2 separate regions of the Homo sapiens genome follow, and region 1 is linked to region 2. The links are chromatin loops, found by intact Hi-C in ENCODE. Cell type or tissue: PC-9. All regions are shown on one strand. Each heading gives the region's core, and the rest is flanking DNA. Links, peaks and the distances in the headings are about the cores only.

Region 1 (2,500 bases), core at 1-2,500, 300 kb after region 2:
CAGGAGAATCACTTGAACCCGGGAGGCGGAGGTTGCGGTGAGCCGAGATTGTACCATTGCACTCCAGCCTGGGCAACAAGAGCAAAACTCCGTCTCAAAAAAAAAAAGAAATTCTTCCTTTTTTTTTTTTGAGACAGAGTCTTGCTTTGTCGCCCAGGCTGGAGTGCAGTGGCGCGATCTCAGCTCACTGCAAGCTCCGCCTCCTGGGTTCACGCCATTCTCCTGCCTCAGCCTCTGGAGTAGCTGGGACTACAGGTGCCCGCCACCATGCCCAGCTAATTTTTTTGTATTTTTTTTTTTTTTTTAGTAGAGATGGGGTTTCACCATGTTAGCCAGGATGATCTTGATCTCCTGACCTTGTGATCCGCCCACCTGTGCCTCCCAAAGTGCTGGGATTACAGGTGTGAGCCACCGTGCCTGGCTAAGAAATTCTTACTAGAGAAAAATTGTAATGTATAGAAAAGTAAAAAGAGAAGGATTATCCATTAGCTCAACATCCAGAGTAACGTATCATCATATTTTCTTTACCTTGTTTTCTGTGGAATGTTTAATATAAATGTGAGGTTTTAAAATATGATTAGGTACCCCTTGCTGCCCAGACTCCTGCACTGTGGACTCTTGTTCTTCCAACTTGAGAGCTACATACAGTCTGATTTCCATGCAAATACTTCTTTCCCTGGATTCTGGTTCCTTGCCCTTAGAAGCTAAATCAAGATGGCAGCTTGTCTGTCAGACTCAAACTGTTTTCCAAACTCTGGCCCAGGAGCCAAACAGATGTGGAGAGCTAGGACATCTTACAAGATTTTATGTTTTTAGGGGCTTTAAATTTTTCCCCTTTTCTCTGTAACGTAAATGTTTCTCCTTACCATGAAAACCTTGGTATATAATTGTGATGTTTACTATGCTATCTTGGGACCGTTTGTCTTTGGAATCAGTCACTGTGACCTTAAGAAACAGTACAAGGGATTGAAATTGGAATTAGGGTGAGCATGATATTCCAAAGGAAACTGTTCTGGGCAAAATAATGAAATTATTGTTTCCGACTGAGACATTTATCAAGTGGGCAAAATCTGGAGTAATTCTTTGAATTCATTCTGTGTTATGACCTCCAATTTGGGGGGAAGAAAATTCAGAGCAGTTCTTTAAACTTTGTAGGCCTAAGGAAGGAAAAATTAAAAAACAAAAAACCTATCTTGGTTTGATGCCTCAGTGCCACATGGGTTTTCTTGCTCCTCAGGTGCCTGAAGGCTGGATTGACGGTGGACCCAGTGATTGTGGAGGCGTTCTTGGCCAGCCTGTCCAACCGGCTCTACATCTCTCAGGAGAGCGACAAGTACGCCCCTATTCCTGTCTCTCAGAGGCAGCCCATTGTTCTCAGCAGGCTCGTGTGGGGCACCTGGCATTGTGCGTATGCATGCCTCTGTCCTTATCTCCTTGTCTCAGAGCATAGGCATGTATCAGGGTTGTCACAAGATTTAAGGTGAAGCCCACCTTGGATTGTACTTCCTGGACCACTGTGTGGAAGTCGAGAAAGATCTTTGTCATCCAGACTAGTGCCTGGGGCTTATGTTTCTGCCCGTGGTTAAAATCCTGGGCTGTCAGTTTCAGATGAACACTGCATCAAGACTGTTATGAAATTAAGGTCTAGATCGTAGTCTCTGGGTACTGTTTCACTACTGCATGCTGGAGGGACTGTTGCTAGGGCGCTTCTGTTCTTCCTTCTGTAGGGACGCTCACTTGATTCCCGACCACACAATCCGAGCCTTGGGACACATTGCGGTGGCCTTGAGGGACACCCCGAAGGTCATGGAGCCCATTCTGCAGATCCTACAGCAGAAATTCTGCCAGCCACCCTCCCCCCTCGATGTGCTGATTATTGACCAGCTGGGCTGCCTGGTTATCACCGGAAATGTAAGGGAGGCCAGAGCCAGAACACCACTAACCCTGTGCAAGCTACGTTAAACTCTTGACTATAAGGGATGTACAAATACAGATTAAATATACCTTGCAGATGAGCTAAATGCTGACAACGGTTTTAATGCGGAGTAGTAAGAATAGTGTAAGATGCTGTGAGTGCTGGGGAAAAAGAGGTTTAATTTCTTGTCAGTGTATTATAACAGAAGATTTGAATCTAAGCCATGTCCCTTTTAGCTTTTAATTTGAGGTTTGATTAAAGCTTTAGAAATGGATGATCTTTGGGCTGATAGTCTTTGGGCTGTTGTGCCCCAGGATTCCAGAGCTTTCTCTCTAGGTGATGACAGGAGGGGCCTCATGAGGGCATCCTGCATGGTGACAGTGCATCTTGCTCTCTCCCAGCAATACATCTATCAGGAAGTGTGGAACCTCTTCCAGCAGATCAGTGTGAAGGCCAGCTCCGTTGTATACTCAGCCACCAAAGATTACAAGGACCACGGCTATAGGTAACTGGACCTCATTGTCACTTTTTTATCATGACAGTATTTAACTTACTTTAAAAATGTGAGGTTTGTGAATTTGTCTC
Region 2 (7,871 bases), core at 2,724-5,223:
GGGGGTTGGGGGCAAGGGGAGGGAGAGCATTAGGGCACATACCTAATGCATACCAGGCTTGAAACCTAGATGACGGGTTGATAGATGCAGCAAACCACCATGGCACATGTATACCTATGTAACAAACCTGCACATTCTGCACATGTATCCCAGGACTTAAAGTAAAATTTAAAAAGAAATTGTTACATAAATGTTTTAGTGGCTTTAATTTTTAATTAAATTGTGTTAACTTTTTAGGACACGAAAAATTAAAATATGAAAAGTAAAATTTTACTATATGCACAGAAAAATCTCATTTACTTCTGTGAGGCAGGAAGTCTTATACTCTGAGTGGGGAAATATAAATGGCACCTAATTCCTGCATTTGATTATTACCGTTCTTGGCTGTTGCCACAATAGGTTTATCTTTTTACACATCAAAAAAAGGAAATTATGAGGAATCATATATCTGAAAGGGAGTGTTATCTGACAACAGCAGAAACTAACACTACAGAGGGACAAAACATACAAGACCCAATACCCCCAAAAAAACTGGGCAAAAAAACCTGAATAACAGACATTTCTGAAAAGAAGGTATGATATTGATTAAAAGGTAAAAAAGGTGTTTCTCAACATCACTGGTCATCACAAAACTGTAAATAAAGACCACACTCAGATACTATCTAACGCTAAGTAAAATGAATAATACCAAAACAGAAATAATTTAAAAATAAAAGTTCAGGGTGCTGTTAGATATAGAGATCCTCTTATACACTATTGGGAGAAATTTCAATGATGAAACGCACTGAGAAAACCACTTGGAGCACCCTCAGAAATTAAAAATGCAAGAACTGTTTCATCTAGTAATTCTAACCGTGGTTGTGAGCTTAAAGAAAATGAGATCGGTCTGTTGAAGCAACAGCTGCCTTCTGAGGTTTAGTGACCTACTACTCACTAACAATGAGTAACCAAGGTATGAAATCAACCTACCTGTCCACCAACCAATGAAAGGATGAAGGGACTTCAGCATACAGACATGATGAAATATGCCTCATGCATAAAAATTCATGACAACATGTCATTTGCAAAAACACAGACGAACCTGGAAGACATTACATTAAATGAAATCGACTAGGTAGAGAAAGGCAAACACTATGTGATCTCACTTATATGGAATCCAAAAAACTTTACCTTCAAGCAGAAGGTACAGTAGCGGTTTCCTGAGGAGAGGGGAAGGAGGGGGATAGGAGGGGGATGGGAGGGATCGGTTATGGAAACAAAGTTACAGTGAGTTTGGCGAAACACATTTTGGTTTTCTATGCCACAGCTGGGTAACTCTGGTTAACAAAATATTGTATTTTTCAAAAAACTAGAAGGGAGCAATTTGAATGTACTCACAACAAAGAAATAATACCTCAATGAGGGAATAGTTATGATAAGTACCCTGATTTGATCATTACTCAAAGTATACATGTATCAAAATGTCCCCAAAGAAAAAAACATGTCCCAGCATAACTTCTAATTGTGTATGTTATTATACATGGCAAAAATTTAAGAAATATGAATATAAAATGCTAATATTCACATAGAACCACTAATGGCCCTGAACCTCTAAGGAATCCTGAGAAATACAAACTAAGTTGGGAGACTCACAATTCCTGATAGCAAATTACATTGCAAAGCTGTAGGTAGCCAATATATATGGTCATGTGATGTGCTACTGTGCTCTCCAGCCTGGGTGAGAGAATGAGACTCTGTCTCAAAAAAAAAAAAAGAAAGGGAATCATGTAAGCGATAACTCAATCACTGGTTGTTATCAAACATATACACAGAAAAAAAATACAATGTAGCAAAATACATATCCAAACCAATACAAAGAACTTGAGTAGACATCTCTGCAAAGATGACACAAAATTGACCAACATGTAAGAGAAACGGTCCTCAACGTCTCTCATCAGAAAAAAAATGTACCTCAAAACCACATTCAGATGCCGTTTCACTTTTATTGAAATAAATGTTACTAAAAAGTTTTTTTTTAATTTTTTGAGACAGGGACTCAGACTTTGTCACCCAGGCTGAAGTGCAGTGTCGTGATCCCAGCTCACTGCAGCTTTGACCTCCCTAGCTCAGGTGATCATCCCACTTCAGCCTCTCAAGTATCTGGGACTACAGGTGCACACCACCATGCCTCATCCTCCCAAAGTGCTGGGATTACAGGCATGAGCCACTGTTCCTGGCCACAAAATTTTAAAAAGAATGCTGGTATGGATTTGGAGAAAAGGGAACTCTTATACCCTGTTGATGGGAAGATAAATTAGTACATATTCTATGGTAAAAAGTTGGAAGTTGCCATTTTCAAAAAACTGAAAATACAATTACCAGAAGGTCAATGTGGGCAGATTACTTGAGCTCAGGAGTTCGAGACCAGCCTGGGCAACATGGCAAAACCCTGTCTCTACAAAAAATTTAAAAACTTAGCCAGGCATGGTGGTGTGTGCCTGTGGTCTCAGCTACCATAGACTGAGGTGGGAGGGCTGCTTGGGCTGTGGAGGTAGAGGCCACAGTGAGCTGTGATTGCACCACTGCACTCCAGCCTGGGTGACAGAAGAAACCCCGTCTCAAAGAAAATGACAGAAAATGCAAATACTGTAAGATCTAGCAATCCCACTACTGGGTATAACTCCAGAGCAAATGAAATCGGCACCAGAGATCAGAAAGACACAATGGGGACAGGAGAGTTTCTTCATGAAATCATTTTGAGGAAACTGATATCCATATGCAAAAAAGAAAAGAAAAGAAATAGGACCCTTCTGTTACACGATACACAAAAATCAACTCAAAATGGATTAAAGATTTCAACACAAAACCTGAAACCACAAAACATTATTAAATTCCTGTAAGAAAAGATAGGGGGAGCTTACTTTCAGGACAACTTGAATCCATGCTCATCAGTTGGAAAGAGTTTCAAAAAGAAAAAGAGGAATACATAAGGGGTAAAAACCTCATGGAGAATGGAATGGTTTGTGAATGATTTTTTTAAATTGGGGACCAAAATCACAAGCAAGGAAAGCAAGAACAACCATGTGAGGCTACAAGAAACTGAAAAGCTTCTGTGCCACAACGGAAAAAATGAGCCCGAAGTTTGGACGAAAGTTTTGAGGAATCATATAACTGCTAAGGGGTTCTTACCGAAAATATACAACACATTAACAGTACTAAATAGCAATTTAAAACAACAACAAAAAATAATCCACCCCAAACTGGGCAGAGGCCCAGAACAGACATTTCTGCAAAGAGGACAAAAAACCCACACCGAGGAGTCCCTCGCCCCTGGTCAGGCGGCCACGGTGGGAGGGACACGAGAGGACACGCGCTGCCCAAAAGTGAAGAAGAGTGACCCCTGGGTCCTGATGGCAGGAACGAAGATTTAAAAATGCAGCAAGGCCCAATGCAAATCCTCCCTCTGAGGCTTGGACACGAGGCAGCCAGCCAGAACTGGGCCTGGCCCTGACTCCAACCTGAGCGGGGCTTCCCTCTCTCTCCCTCTACACAGGGGAGGTTCCCTCAGAAAAAGTCTTTTTCTGTTGTTGGTTTGGTTTTTTTTTTTTTTTTCAGAACTAGAAATGTATTTATTTATTTATTTATTTTTAATAAAAACCAAGATTTTTTTATTATTATTATACTTTAAAGTTTTAGGGTACATGTGCACAACATGCAGGTTTGTTACATATGTATACATGTGCCATGTTGGTGTGCTGCACCCATCAACTCGTCATTTAGCATCAGGTATATCTCCTAATGCTATCCCTCCCCCCTCCCCCCCACCCAGAAAAAGTCTTAAACCCCTAAAAATACCACAGTCTGCTACACTTGACACCCTCAAAAGCCTTCAGAGAATGAATACCACTGTAAAATAAATACTAAAACACTACAAGAGAAAGAGGAAAACCAGGGAGAACAGGAGAGGAATGAACAGAACATACCAGAAAACTAAAGCTTCTGTACTCACCATGCAGGAAAAATGCCAGGGAAAAGTGCATGGCAGCTTCCTCCTCAGCACTCAGGGCCCAGACAGGAGCGGTTTTCTCCCCAGGACACAGCTCCAAGTCGTCCAGAAGCCTCCGTGATGCCCCTCCTGGCGGGTCCTGAGGGTATCAGAGCTCCTCTCCTCCTCACGGTGGATGCCGCCACTCACTCCATGCAGCACCTGCGGGGAGAACACTGCAAGAGCACGATGTGGGGCAGAAAAGGTGGTTGGGGCGCCCCCTGATGGTCACGGTGCAGAGTGAAGAATGATCTCATCCCATGGTCAGCATCGGCCCAGGCTGCGGCCCCATCGCCCAGGAACTCCTCCCGCTCCTGCTCGGCGTGGGGTGCCACAGCCACCTCCTACTCTTCTGCTACTGTCAGTGCTGCCTGTCTTCTTGGTGCTCCAACGCTGACAATTTGGGGAGACATAAACACTTAGGCTATAGCAAGGAAAATCCAGAATGGTGGTGGAAGAGAAGGACTTAGCATCAGTCACAGTGTGAGACCAGCAGCAGCAACAGGACCTAGGATTCATTCCAATGAGAATCACCTGGAAATCTCCCCCAGGAAAAGAGATCAAACAGATTCCTGGAGGAAATGCTCTTGGGGTTTCTTTAAAGAAGCTAGTGGGACTAAGTAACACAAGACTGGGGCTTTTGTGGAAAGAGTGATGTCCACTAATAATGTCCTCTTAAGGACTGAACATCTCTTCCCAAATAGCTGAATGTGATCGGCAGTAGGCATCAGCTGAGACCTTTTATGACGGCCCTTGGGTAAGGAATCACTCAAGCTCCCTCACTCTTCCAGGGACACAGTTAGCACGGTGATGAAGCTCCAGCGCTCTCACCACCTCTAGACTCTGAGGGGCCATCCCAGCTCCAGAGCTCCCCACAGAAGTGGCTCTGTTTGTTGTAGGTGCATCACACCGAGGCTGGTTCTTTAAATTAACCCTGGGAGTGTGATGAAACCAGCAGTAAGTAGAAAGGACAGAAACAGGGAGTTGCTGCTACAAGACCCGAAAGTGCAGGAGGATGAGGGTGCACTCCTTCACCCCCACAGACACACACTAGAGGACCTCAGTCCCCAGCTTCAAGTGTCTGTGAGTGCCTAGGAGAGAGTCATGCCCACAGACATCCTGCATTGTAGGTCAACATCAAGCCCACCCAATAGCTCTGGTGCTCAATTCTCAAGAGATAACAAACAGCCAAACAAAACTTAAGGCTTTGATGTTTGGTGGTGACAGAGGCAGGAAAGAGCAGGTCACATGGAAAAGATAATCTTTGAGTAGTAAAGCAAGGAAAGATGAGCACACACATGACACTTAAAGGCCATAGATGATGGCTCTTTTAATTATGTCACTTTTTTTTTTTTTTTTTTGAGACAGAGTCTCACTCTGTCGCCCAGTCTGGAGTGTAGTGGCATGATCTCAGCACCGCAACCTCCGCCCTCCCAGGTTCAAGTGATTCTGGTGCCTCAGCCTCCCAAGTAGCTGGGATTACAGGCGCCCACCACTACGCCTGGCTAAGTTTTGTATTTTTAGTAGAGATGGGGTTTCACCATGTTGGCCAGGCTGAGCTCAAATTCTTGACCTCAAGTGATTCACCTGCCTTGGCCTCCCAAAGTGCTGGGATTACAGGCATGAGTCACCACGCCCAGCCAAGATACCCGATGTAAATCAAAATTAAAAGAATGCAAAACCATAAAGCACAAAATATATGCACATGTTGAGGTTAAAGGAACTCTCTTCTAGATTTCCTGATTCTGGTTGCTGAAGTGCAACCTTTCTCATCCCTTTCCTGTCCTGACTTTTCTGGGGCTCTAAGCCCATCCTTATCTGGCCCCCTGGGGGAGCTAGGTCTGCATATGGGATCTTGAGTAAAGAAGGAAATGAGAAAAAGCCTCAGGCAAAGGAAGAGCATGGACATGCAAAGGCCCTGGGGAGAAATAAGTATGACAGAGAAAGGGACTGGAAGAAGAGTCTTGAACATCTGCAAAGTGCAGACACACATTGGGCTAGAAACTGTGCTTTTACTGAGCAATTTCACCTAATTTTCACAAAACCCAATAACATGACTACAGATATGTTTTTTTCTTGAAACAGGATCTCACTCTGTCACCCAGGCTGGAGTACAGTGGTGTGATCACAGCTCACTGCAGCCTCAACTTCCCTAGGCCCAGATGATCCTCCCGCCTCAGCCCCCTGAGTAGCTGGAACTACAGTCGTGCACCACCATGCCTGGCTAATTTTTTTTTTTTTTTGTAGGGATGGGTTTTTGCCATGCGACTACAACTATTAATCCACTTCTATGGATGAGCAAACTAACATGTCGAAAGGTGAGATGCCTTGCTGTGGTCAGCTTAGGCTACACTATGCTATGATAACAGATGACCTCAAAAGTCCATGTCTTAGAGTAACAACCATTCCTTCCTCTGGAATGTGACACACACTTGCAGCTCAGCTCTGGCTCTGACCCTCATCACTTCATTCCAGGATTAAGGCTAAAGAAGCAACCCCCTTGTGGAAACCTGATGGTCTTGGGGCAGCAGTAAAAAGGGAAGGTGAGGCACAACCCTTGGAGAATAATAAATAAAGACTATCCATAGTATCACAAAAAGGGAGACCAAAGGGTGACCACAGAAGGGCCCTTAATGGGTCTGCCCAGAATTAGCACATACCACCTCCACTCATATCCCATTGGCTGAAAGTCACCCAGCCAACCTGACACCAGTGGGTAAAGATACGAAATCTCTTATAGACATGACCACATAGGGAAGGGCCCTCATAAGGTCATATATAACATCTCAAAAATAGCCAGACAGGAATTCAAATCAAAGTAGTTTTTCTCCCCCACACATACATCGTGAGCTCCATTCCAGCCCCTGGGCTATGCACTTTAGAGGACTCTGTTTGCTCAATAACAGCAAAACTCAGTCCTTCCAAATTAACCCCTGAAGGAAGGAAGGAAGCTCGAGCAAAGGAGAGGCAGCTGGACTACAAAGATATGATGCCCTTCCAAGATGCACTGTCCCCTTAAAATCTTATGCATCCTTCAAAACCCACCTCAAAAGGATGCTGTCTTTCCCCAGCTGAGCAGACCTCTCACTCCTATATGCCCACAAGTGGGCACCATACGTTCCTCTCTCAAAGTTCCTGTCCCCGACCACTGCACAATAACCTGTATACAGGTCTGTTTCTCCTACCAGACTGTGAATATCATGGAGACATAAGAATGGTGTCTCATTCAGCTCTAAACACAGTGCATAGCTTACTTGAGACATGCAGTAAAAGTCTGATGAATGAATAGGTTGGTCAGTGGATATATATGGGTGGTTGGTGGTGGAGAGGGTAGAAATCAAGTTTGGAATTAAATAAGAATTCTAGCTTTGCCACTCCCTGGCTGTGTGACTCTGGATTATTTACTTAACCTCTCTGGGCCTTTATAAAATAGGAATATAAGTATGTCTCTCACTGGGTTGTTAGGTTAGCAGAATGCCTGCCACACAGTAGGCACTCAGGAAATGGAAGAATGGATGGATGGATAGATGGATGGATGCATGGATGGATGCATGGAAGGATGCATAGATGGTATAATTTGACTTTAAACAGACTTGAATTTGAATCTGAGGTCTATCATTACAAGATGTGTGACTCTAAGAAGTACTTTTGCCAAATATCATCTCCTTACCTCTCCTGATCCACACTCCATATTCCCCCAACCTGGATCTCCCTGGGAAGCTGGCTTCTACTGACTGCATCAATAAGCTGGCTCCCTTACTCAGCTTCATGTTAAGATCAGCCAAAGGAGAGCAACAACAGAAGATGAAAGTGAGAAAGTGGCCGGGAACGGTGGCTCACACCTGTA

What was found. Peaks named below come from ENCODE experiments on the same cell type or tissue, not always from the same donor. Only the 100,000 strongest peaks of a DNase experiment are listed, where the experiment ranks them.
Region 1: a loop joins it to region 2, with 2.7 times the contacts of the local background. A loop is called at or near these places in 1 of 110 quality-filtered maps.

What each region holds. Positions count from the first base shown.
Region 1 is chr22:20,798,504-20,801,003 of GRCh38, reverse strand. PI4KA (phosphatidylinositol 4-kinase alpha) reads left to right here. Exons shown (of 55, transcript NM_058004.4): 15 at 1,238-1,333; 16 at 1,728-1,911; 17 at 2,317-2,420. Among named protein-coding and RNA genes, the nearest start is that of SERPIND1, 26 kb to the right of the region's middle. In PC-9, for the core only: no CTCF peak of the experiment used is centred there; a DNase peak (open chromatin) is centred at 1,393; H3K27ac peaks cover 1,044 bases.
Region 2 is chr22:21,099,344-21,107,214 of GRCh38, reverse strand. It overlaps the pseudogene BCRP2. Among named protein-coding and RNA genes, the nearest start is that of LRRC74B, 57 kb to the right of the region's middle. RefSeq lists enhancers at 4,334-4,383, 3,832-4,803. In PC-9, for the core only: CTCF peaks have their summits at 4,039 and 4,242 (motif pointing left); no DNase peak of the experiment used is centred there; H3K4me3 peaks cover 448 bases; H3K27ac peaks cover 233 bases.